Linked DNA regions of Homo sapiens: region 2 is linked to region 1. A link is an interaction called in ENCODE POLR2A ChIA-PET data of the cell type or tissue named here. Cell type or tissue: endothelial cell of umbilical vein. All regions are shown on one strand. Each heading gives the region's core, and the rest is flanking DNA. Links, peaks and the distances in the headings are about the cores only.

What was found. ChIA-PET counts read pairs that join two places held together with the same protein. Peaks named below come from ENCODE experiments on the same cell type or tissue, not always from the same donor. Only the 100,000 strongest peaks of a DNase experiment are listed, where the experiment ranks them.
Region 2: POLR2A ChIA-PET joins it to region 1 with 10 read pairs; 2 of 35 experiments call an interaction of 5 or more read pairs at or near these places.

The regions. Positions count from the first base shown.
Region 1 is chr12:109,096,017-109,101,394 of GRCh38, reverse strand. UNG (uracil DNA glycosylase) reads right to left here and starts at 3,798. Exons shown (of 7, transcript NM_080911.3): 1 at 3,584-3,798; 2 at 2,757-2,963; 3 at 2,111-2,206. The coding sequence starts at 3,715. RefSeq lists a silencer at 3,230-3,619. In endothelial cell of umbilical vein, for the core only: no CTCF peak of the experiment used is centred there; DNase peaks (open chromatin) are centred at 3,364 and 3,844; H3K4me3 peaks cover 1,943 bases; H3K27ac peaks cover 1,791 bases.
Region 2 is chr12:109,000,965-109,006,342 of GRCh38, reverse strand. The region is part of intron 1 of SVOP (SV2 related protein); the gene reads left to right. All of the region lies in intron 2 of LOC105378256 (a long non-coding RNA gene), which reads right to left. Among named protein-coding and RNA genes, the nearest start is that of SVOP, 17 kb to the left of the region's middle. In endothelial cell of umbilical vein, for the core only: no CTCF peak of the experiment used is centred there; no DNase peak of the experiment used is centred there.

The sequences.
Region 1 (5,378 bases), core at 302-5,301:
TTTAGGGCCTGGCATGGTGGCTCACGCCTGTAATCCCAGCACTTTGGGAGGCCGAGGTAGGCAGATCACGAGGTCAAGATATCGAAACCATCTGGCCAACATGGTGAAACCCCATCTCTACTAAAAATACAAAAATTAGCTGGGTGTGGTGGCGCACACCTGTAGTCCCAGCTACTCGGGAGGCTGAGGCAGGAGAATCGCTTGAACCCAGGGGGTGGAGGTTGCAGTAAGCCGAGATTGCACCACTGCACTCCATCTCAAAAAAAAAAAAAAAAAAAAAAAAAAAAAGCAATTCAGATTTCCCACCAGCAGCATATGAGGGTGTCTGCTCCCCTATATCCTCTAACAGGTGGAGCCAGAAGAGAATGAGGTCAGATCAAAAGGGCCATGGGAGTAGGTGGCAAGAGACAATGAAATGAAATGAAGTTCCTGTCACGGGAGGTGTTGAAACATAGGCCGCCTCGTCCTTCCCATCCAGGGCCCACCCACCTAGTCTTCATTCTCAAGCTTCTGCCATTGCGTTCTTAGAATCTTCCTCCACAGCTGACATACTCTATCTTTCAGAATCCAGCTCCAGATGTTCCATGACCAGGAGGCTTTTGGGGACCTCTTGTCCCTCCCCTTGGTGTTCACACCATGCCAACATATTCTCTTGTGAAACAACTCTCCCAATGCTGGTCTGTCAAGAAGCCCTGCTGGCCCATCTGATCCTCATAGGTTTGAAACTGGTTTTTGAGCATTCCCTCAAAATATTCCTTTTAATATTCCCTGTTTATACTGATTACTGGTATTCAGAATAGGGCATTCAAACAAGAAGCAAATTAGTATTGATCTTAATAGGATTTAATTTAGCTTCAAAACCAAAGAGCTAGATTCTAAATTCTTACTCTAAAATTAAGCTTACGAGATTTTCTAAGTATTAGGTGTGGCTGCCTTATCAAGATGATTTATTCACCTATTTCACTTCTATGTCATTTCACAGATATTCATTAAATCACAAGATTCTTGCCCCAGTTTACAAAACGGGGGAGGAAAACGGGTAAGAAACCTAAAAGTCCAGTGTCAGCAGGTGCTAAATGCATCGTAGCAGCTCAGAGGAAAACTGGATCACAGAGGTGGCAGGCAACGGACTTCAATTCAAGGAGGTGCCACAGAGGCATCTACTTGATTTTTAAGAGACAGAAGTGGGGAGGGGTTTGCCACACTGTCCAACTCTGGAGTGGGAGAGTGGGAGGTGGAGGTAAGGCTGAGAGGTAGGACGTGGCCCTATTTAAAGAGGGTTGCTCTGCTTTCATAGTTCAACAGTGAGAAGCCACGGTTTTTTTTTTGTTTTGAGACAGGGTCTGGCTCTGTCGCCCACGCTGGAGTGAAGTGGTGTGATCTCAGCTCACTGCAACCTCCGCCTCCTGGGCTCATGCGATTCTCCCACCTCAGCCTCCCAAGTAGCTGGAATTACAGGCGTGCGCCACCATGCCCGGCTAATTTTTGTATTTTAGGAGAGACCAGGTTTCATTGGTCTTGAACTCCTGACCTCAAATGATCCTCCCACTTTGGCCTCCGAAAGTGCTGGGATTACAGGCATGAGCCACCGTGCCCAGCCCCACGAACTTCTGAACACAAGATGGATGAGAGCCGCCAACCAGCAACTGTTATATAAGACAAACTAAAGCAAAGGGATCTGATAACAGAACCACAAAACTGTTCAGGCCAGAAGTCAAGAGCTTGAAAGTGCTAACTATAAGGCAGTGTGGTCAGGTCAAGGTGGGGTTGACTATAACAAGCTGCAAAAGATTTAACTGCTTTGTGTGTCAGTTTGAACTTCACCACCACCATAACATCTGACACCGCGGGAGGTTAGTTTCAGGATTTAAAAAAAATACAAGAAATAAGAGCACAGGATGTACATAGTTTTCCTTTTTGCCACATAAATACCACGTGGTAAACATTAAAAAGAGTAAATACAGGCTGAAATACAGTCAGCCAAACCTCGGGATTTCAGTGTTTTATTTACTACTGAATGATGGACTGTGGCTTAACTCCAGTGTCCCTAATTTAAAAATACTATTTGACTCCTTCTCCCCAATAAAAATTATCAACAAGTTGTACTTACATCTTTTATGTCACACATCTGGGTCCAGGTGAAGACTTGGTGTGGGGGTGGATAAACAGTGTAATGCTTTCTTTCTTCTGCAACAAATCCCATTAGCTGATTTAAAGATAAACTAGACTTAAAATCAGATTCTCATTGGAAACCATAAGAATTCAATAAGAAAGCTTCTAGTGCAAGTTATTTGGAACATCATTAGTTCTTTGTCATGTTATGTCCAAATTCTTTTAAAAAACAACAAACAAAAACAGTGCCTGCCCCCCCACCTAAGTGGTTCAATCAGGTCAATTCCTTGCCTCTTTCTCTGGGCTGGGTCCTGACAGTGCCACTCCTCTCGGCTTTTTAAAGCTCAAGCCAGGTTTCATTCAGGATGGTTGGTGATTTTACTACGCCAGCCTTTCCTGGACAATAGACTATGTGACTTAAATGAATCCATGATATCATCTCGCGGGTCGTTAACAACTTTAACCAATATAAAGCTGCAGAGTGAAACATCATGGCTTTCTTTTACCCCCTTTGTGAGTAAAGGAGGTTGAAGGGGGTACAACCTAAGCCTACGGAAACATGAACTTGGCCGGCTACACTAACAAGACAAAAGGGCCGGCAGCCTCCACATTTACCCTTATGGAAGGTGCATTTCCATATTTACCTTGATAAAATACGGTTTCCCGAACTCCCCGCTGAGGTGCTTCTTCCAGCTCTCTCCAAAGCCCACGGGCACGTTGCGGGCCGCGAGTCTGAGCAGGGCCGCGGCCTTGTTCCTCTGGATCCGGTCCAACTGCTCGGCACTCAGCGGCGAGGAGGGCGGCGTCCCAGGCTCCTCCTGCCCAGCCGGGGCCTTCTTGGCTGGGATGGCCTGCAAGTGGTCCCCGCAGAGGCGGCTCAAGAGCTGCAGCGGCCCCTTCCCAGGCGTCCGCAGCTTCCGGCCCAACCCCCACGGCCCAAGGCAGAAGACGCCCATTTGTGGAACAGGTCCCAGCAAAAGCGGACAGTAAGAGCCCAGGGCTGGGCCCGGTCCGGGAATTGGGAATTAGGTTCTAAACTGGAGCGGGGAGACGGGCTGGGAGGCGCCCTATGGCTTCCCGAGGAGCGTCGCGGTGACTGGGAACCCTGCACAGAGGTGCCCCGCCCCCGCCAGACCCGCCCCACCGCGTCCCCACGTGGTCTTTTCGCGGCAAAAAACCTCCCTCTGGGTCCCGCCCCCTCTCCCCTCTGATTGGACAGCGCACCGAGCCAGGAGGGCCTGCGGCGCGCGGATTGGCGCCATGGGCCCCGAGACGCGTTCCCATTGGCTGGCCCTTTAGCATGGCGGCCCATGGGGGACAGCGGCGGCTATTTTGAACACGTGGAGGCTATTTGGAAAGCGGAGCCCGGGTTTACCGAGTCAGAGGCGCGATCCTGCACGCCCTCCGTCAGGCGGGGCCCACCGCCTTCCTCCCCCTTCACCCCCTAGCCCCGGCCCAAGCCGCGCCTCACCGCCGCATCTCCGCTTTCCTCAGGCACCCCAGCCACGCCGGTCCCCTGGACGGCCGGCTCGGGGCTGGGGGCGTGTCGCTTCCTGGCGGGGCTGGGGGAGAAAAAGGAGTAGAGCGTCTTCTGGCCGATCATCCTGGAGCTGAGGAGGCAGCGAACGCGCGCCACCCGGGAACCGGCGAGGCTAGCCCTGGCTGTGGCTGTGGCGGTCAGCAATTGGCGCCAAGCGGCCCGCGCATGCTCCGAGCGGGGGGCTTTGCTGGGGGCGGGGGGCGGTGGAAGGCCCAGTGCGCATGTGCGGGAGGGGCTGGAGTGCAACGCCCCTGGGAGGAGGTGGGGCGTGCAACGGTGCCCGGGGGCCTATTCTTTCATTCGCTTTGTGCCTTCAGCCCACCTCTGCTCTTTGGACAGGCTCTTAAGGCTCAGCTGCAAGAAGAGAAGACTGGTCAGGCGCGGTGGCCCACGCCTGTAATCCTAGCGCTTTGGGAGGCCCAGGCTGGAGGATCGCTTGAGGCCAGAGGGTCTGAGCTGTAGTGAGCTTTGATCGCGCCAATGCACTCCAGGCCTGGGCGACAGAGCGAGACCCTGTCTCTCGGTGGGGTCGGGGGGAGGGGGCTGGGAAGAAAAGTTCCTGCCCCTTAGGGGTGTTGTGGGAGTGCAATGAACAATATAATAATATTGTCCGGGCTTGATGGCTCACGTCTGTAATCCCCGCACTGTAATCCGAGGCATCTCAAAAACAAACAAACAAACAAATACTATTATATTTTGTGTGTGTATTTTGTTTTTGAGACAGAGTCTTGCTCTGTCGCCCAGGCTGGAATGCAGTGGTGTGATCTCAGCCCACTGCAACCTCCGCCTCCCGGATTCAAGCGATTCTCGTGCCTCAGCTAGGATTATAGGCGCGCGCCACCACGCCTGGCTAATTTTTCTATTTTTAGTAGAAATGGGGTTTCACCATGTTTGCCCAAGTGTGTTTTGTATTTTTTTAGTAGAGATGGGGGATCTCACCATGTTGGCCAGTCTGGTCTCGAACTCCTGACCTCAGGCGATCTGCCCACCTTGGCCTCCCAAAGTGCTGGGATTACAGGCATGAGCCACCACACCCAGCCAATATTATTTGTTGAACTGTTATATACATTTTCTCACGCAATTTTCATGGCCTATTTTATGACGATAAACTAAGGCTTAGTGCAGTCAAACATTTTGCCTAATGTATCAGGCTTGTGGGAGACTTTCGGGTCATAGAGGTTAAACACCAACGATTTGTCTTCCAAATGACACCACTGTACCGAACCTCCTCCCACCACTACTAATACACTTAGGATTCTCTTTCCCTCCCTCACATCCAAACCATCCATATCTGCTTTTGGTTCTTTCTCCAAAGCAAACCTCAAATTCAACTGCTGCTCTTGCATCTCCTAGCTACAGAAGACCAGCTGGGAAGCTGGTGTTCTCTTTTCTAGAGAGAGATTTTTACATCATGACAATACCTGGGGCCTGGCCCAGCTCGGTGGCTCACGCCTGTAATCCCAACACTTTGGGAGGCCAAGGAGGGGCGTATCGCTTGAGCACAGGAGTTCGAGACCAGCCTGGCAAACATGGTGAAACCCCGTCTCTACTAAAAATACAAAAATTAGCCAGGCGTGGTGGCATGCATTTGCAATCCCAGCTACTCAGGAGGCTGAGGCAGGAGAATCACTTGAACCCGGGAGGCGGAGGTTGCAGTGAGCTGAGATTGTGCCACTGCACTCCAGCCTGGGTGACAGAGCAAGACCCTGTCTACAAACAAAAAAAA
Region 2 (5,378 bases), core at 324-5,323, 95 kb after region 1:
CAGTGGGTCACCCTGTAATCCCAGCACTTTGGGAGGCCCAGGTAGGCAGATCATCTGAGGTCAGGAGTTTGAGACCTTTCTGGCCAACATGGTGAAACCCCATCTCTACTAAAAATACAAAAATTAGCCAGGCGTGGTAGCAGGCAGCTGTAATCCCAGCTACTTGGGAGGTTGAGGCAGGAGAATCGCTTGAATCCAGGAGTGAGAAGTTGCAGTGAGCCGAGACTGTGCCACTGCACTCCAGCCTGGGTGACAAGAGTGAGACTCTTTCTCAAACAAAACAAAACAAAACAAAACAACCCACTTTCCTCCATTGATTCCTCCTCTTGCGGGAGAATGTGCTGAGTGACCTTCTCAAAACTCAACTCTGATCATCTTCCACCCTCTTGCTGCTACTTGAAACCCTTCCATGGTGTCCCACTGGTCTTAGGACAACACAGAAAATCCTCACTGTGACCTCCAGGGCTCTGTGTGATCCCAGCTGTCTCTCTGACCTCTGTTCCCTGGTCCCACCTCCAGGCCTTTGCACTAGCTGTTCTCTCTACTCCTCCCCTATTTGTGTGGGACTGTCTTTGTCCCCTTGATCTCTCCTTGGGGAGGTCTTTTCTGATCACTCACTTTTTTTCTTTAGGCCTCAGTTTTATCATCTGTAAAGTGGGGACAGGAATGGCACCCACCTTCTAGGGCATGAGGGTTCCTTGGGTACCACTGCTGTCCCCACTTGGCACCCTGTTTGCTTCCTCCTCAAGATATATTTCCTTTGCAAATGTATAGTGATGTATTTGTTTACTTGTGTATTAACCACCTTGCCAACCAGAGCATCCACTTCTCGAGGTCAGGGACCATGTCAATTTCATCCTCCATTGGACCCCAGCACTCACTCAGCATGTCAGCCCTCAATAGATGCTTATGGAAGTACTGAATGGTCCTGCTAGGCTCTTCCAGATGCTCTCGATAGATAGACTCCTATGATCTCCATGGCTACCCTGTGAGGTAGGAATTACCATTTCCATTTTATAGGTGAGAAAACTGAGGCTCAGAGAAGCAAAGTAAACTACCCAGGGTCACACAGGTACTGAATGGTGTGGGTAGGGGATTCAAACCCAAGTCAGTCTGTTTGCCAGAGTTGGGCTCTCTTGTCTACTCCGATGGACCACCTCTCTGACTCTGAATTCCACACACAGATAATCACAGCTTAAGCTTCCTTTTCAGTCTGATAGCTTGAACTCTGATAGCCTGAACTCAAGGGCTAAAACTCCAGAGGCCGAGATGAAAAGAGAGAAAACTTCCTTATTTAAAATACCTGGCTAGGCACAGTGGCTCACACCTGTAATCCCAGCACTTTGGGAGGCCAAGACAGGTAGATCACTTGAAGTCAGGAGTTCGAGACCAGCCTGGCCAACATGGTGAAACCTCGTCTCTACTAAAACTACAAAACTTAGCTAGGCATGGTGGTGGATACCTGTAATCCCAGCTACTCGGGGGGATGAGGCAGGAGAATCACTAGAACTCGGGAGACGGAGGTTGCAGTGAGCCAAAATTGGGCCACTGCACTCCAGCCTGGGTGGCAGAGTGAGACTCCATCTAAAATAAAATAAATGAAATGAAATGAAATGAAATGAAATGAAATGAAATGAAATACTTGTATCAGGCCGGGCATGGTGGCTAACACCTGTAATCCCAACACTTTGGGGATCACTTGAGCTCAGGAGTTTGAGACCAGCCTGGGCAACATAGCAAGACCTTGTTTCTACTAAAATTAAAAAAAAATATGCTGAGCATGCTGGCACATAGCTGGAGACCCAGCTACTTGGGGAGCTGAGGTGAGAGGATTGCTTGAGCCTGGGAAGTCGAGGCTGCAGTGAGCCCAGATCTGCACTCCAAACTTGGGCAACAGAGTAAGACCCTGTCTCAAAAAAAAAAAAAAAAAAAGTAGCAATACCTGAATCGAGTCACAGGCCCTAATTTAAGGTACCGAGGAAAATTCTATGGTGGTACAAACAAGATCTTTAGGTTGACAACTATTTCCTCAAGTTCTTCTCTTCCTTAAATAGCAAAATTATGTAAAACAAATGTTCCCTGCTATTTTGGTAAATTATATGCTATATATATACATATACAACAAATGGCAAGAGATTGTGAGCCAGCTTGTTTTGAAGCCTTCATATATTTAACATATGCCACTGCTATTTTCTTTTTCTTTCATATTACTTTTTTTTCCCCTCAGGAAATCTTGGCTCATGTAGTTGACAAATTCTTTTAGGAACCCGACTGATTCAAAATGTAGACTGGCTTTCTGAGTACTGTACAATTCAATGTCAAAGGTCCCTCTTTATTTCTGTTTCAAAACAAACTTTAATAAACAAAGGTGCCCTCGCTTTTTGTGGTTTGCCAGAGAAGAAATGTGAGCAGGTCCAGGTTTAAAACTGCAGGGAGGTTGGGCTCTGTGGCTCACGCCTGTAATCCCAGCACTTCAGGAGGCTGAGGCAGGAGGACCACTCAAGCCCAGGAGTTTGAGACCAGCCTGGGCAACATAGTGAGACCCTATCTCTACAAGAAATTTTAAAATTGGCTGGATACGGTGGCAAACGCCTGCAGTCCTAGCTACTGTGGAAGCTGAGGCAGGAGGATCGCTTGAGCCCAGGAGTTGGAGGGTGCGGTGAGCTTTATTGCACGACTGCACTCCAGCCTTGGTGACAGAGCAAGACCATGTCTCAAAAAATAAATAAATAAAACTGCAGGGAGCTAAGCCATTTTCTCAAAGTCACTTTTTACAAGGGTCAATGTACTCCAAACTCAAGGTAGAGAGGTGACTTGGAGAAGACAGGTTGCAGGAAGCTCATATTTCCTCATTGCTCACAATTTTCCTCTTCATCAAGCTCAGTTAATGCTCACAACCGTCTGCAAGCTGGCTGTCATTCCCACTTCACAGACGAAAGCAGAGCATAGTCATGCTTAGCAGCATGCTGTTCCATCAACTAGAGCACGGTCAATAGTTGCTGTTGTTATGTATATTTATAATAAGAGCAGTAGATGCCCAGGTTAAAAATGTCAAACATTACAGAAGGGTCCAAAATGAATAAGCAAAAAAAATGTGTCTTCCCTCAAAACTTCCCATTCCCGTCCAGTTCTCCTCCCCAGAAGAAACCAGAGTTAGGCTTCTTATGTGTCCTTCCCAAATGTCTATGATTGTCTAAGCATAACTCCTCTAGAACAGTATTTCTCAGACTGTAGCATGCAAACAAACTGCCTGGAGACTGGTTAAAATGCAGATGCTGATTCAGTAGGTTTGGTACAGGGTCTGAGACTCTGCATTTCTTGTTTTTTTATTTTTATTTTTATTTATTTATTTATTTATTTATTTTTAATTTTTTAATTTTTTTTATTATACTTTAAGTTTTAGGGTACATGTGCACATTGTGCAGGTTAGTTACATATGTATACATGTGCCATGCTGGTGCATTGCACCCACTAACTTGTCATCTAGCATTAGGTATATCTCCCAATGCTATCCCTCCCCCCTCCCCCCACCCCACCACAGTCCCCAGAGTGTGATATTTCCCTTCCTGTGTCCATGTGATCTCATTGTTCAATTCCCACCTATGAGTGAGAATACGCGGTGTTTGGTTTTTTGTTCTTGCGGTAGTTTACTGAGAAAGATGATTTCCAATTTCATCCATGTCCCTACAAAGGACATGAACTCATCATTTTTTATGGCTGCATAGTGTTCCATGGTGTACATGTGCCACATTTTCTTAATCCAGTCTATCATTGTTGGACATTTGGGTTGGTTCCAAGTCTTTGCTATTGTGAATAATGCCGCAATAAACATACGTGTGCATGTGTCTTTATAGCAGCATGATTTATAGTCCTTTGGGTATATACCCAGTAATGGGATGGCTGGGTCAAATGGTATTTCTAGTTCTAGATCCCTGAGGAATCGCCACACTGACTTCCACAATGGTTGAACTAGTTTACAGTCCCACCAACAGTGTAAAAGTGTTCCTATTTCTCCACATCCTCTCCAGCACCTGTTGTTTCCTGACTTTTTAATGATTGCCATTCTAACTGGTGTGAGATGGTATCTCATTGTGGTTTTGATTTGCATTTCTCTGATGGCCAGTGATGATGAGCATTTTTTCATGTGTTTTTTGGCTGCATAAATGTCTTCTTTTGAGAAGTGTCTGTTCATATCCTTTGCCCACTTTTTGATGGGGTTGTTTTTTTTTCTTGTAAATTTGTTTGAGTTCATTGTAGATTCTGGATATTAGCCCTTTGTCAGATGAGTAGGTTGCAAAAATTTTCTCCCATTTTGTAGGTTGCCTGTTCACTCTGATGGTAGTTTCTTTTGCTGTGCAGAAGCTCTTTAGTTTAATTAGATCCCATTTGTCAATTTTGTCTTTTGTTGCCATTGCTTTTGGTGTTTTGGACATGAAGTCCTTGCCCATGCCTATGTCCTGAATGGTAATGCCTAGGTTTTCTTCTAGGGTTTTTATGGTTTTAGGTCTAAGGTTTAAGGCTTTAATCCATCTTGAATTGATTTTTGTATAAGGTGTAAGGAAGGGATCCAGTTTCAGCTTCCTACATATGGCTAGCCAGTTTTCCCAGCACCATTTATTAAATAGGGAATCCTTTCCCCATTGCTTGTTTTTCTCAGGTTTGTCAAAGATCAGATAGTTGTAGATATGCGGCATTATTTCTGAGGGCTCTGTTCTGTTCCATTGATCTATATCTCTGTTTTGGTACCAGTACCATGCTGTTTTGGTTACTGTAGCCTTGTAGTATAGTTTGAAGTCAGGTAGTGTGATGCCTCCAGCTTTGTTCTTTTGGCTTAGGATTGACTTGGCAATGCGGGCTCTTTTTTGGTTCCATATGAACTTTAAAATAGTTTTTTCCAATTCTGTGAAGAAAGTCATTGGTAGCTTTATGGGGATGGCATTGAATCTATAAATTACCTTGGGCAGTATGGCCATTTTCATGATATTGATTCTTCCTACCCATGAGCATGGAATGTTCTTCCATTTGTTTGTATCCTCTTTTATTTCCTTGAGCAGTGGTTTGTAGTTCTCCTTGAAGAGGTCCTTCACATCCCTTGTAAGTTGGATTCCTAGGTATTTTATTCTCTTTGAAGCAATTGTGAATGGGAGTTCACTCATGATTTGGCTCTCTGTCTGTTATTGGTGTATAAGAATGCCTGTGATTTTTGTACATTGATTTTGTATCCTGAGACTTTGCTGAAGTTGCTTATCAGCTTAAGGAGATTTGGGGCTGAGACAATGGGGTTTTCTAGATATGCAATCATGTCGTCTGCAAACAGGGACAATTTGACTTCCTCTTTTCCTAATTGAATACCCTTTATTTCCTTCTCCAGCCTAATT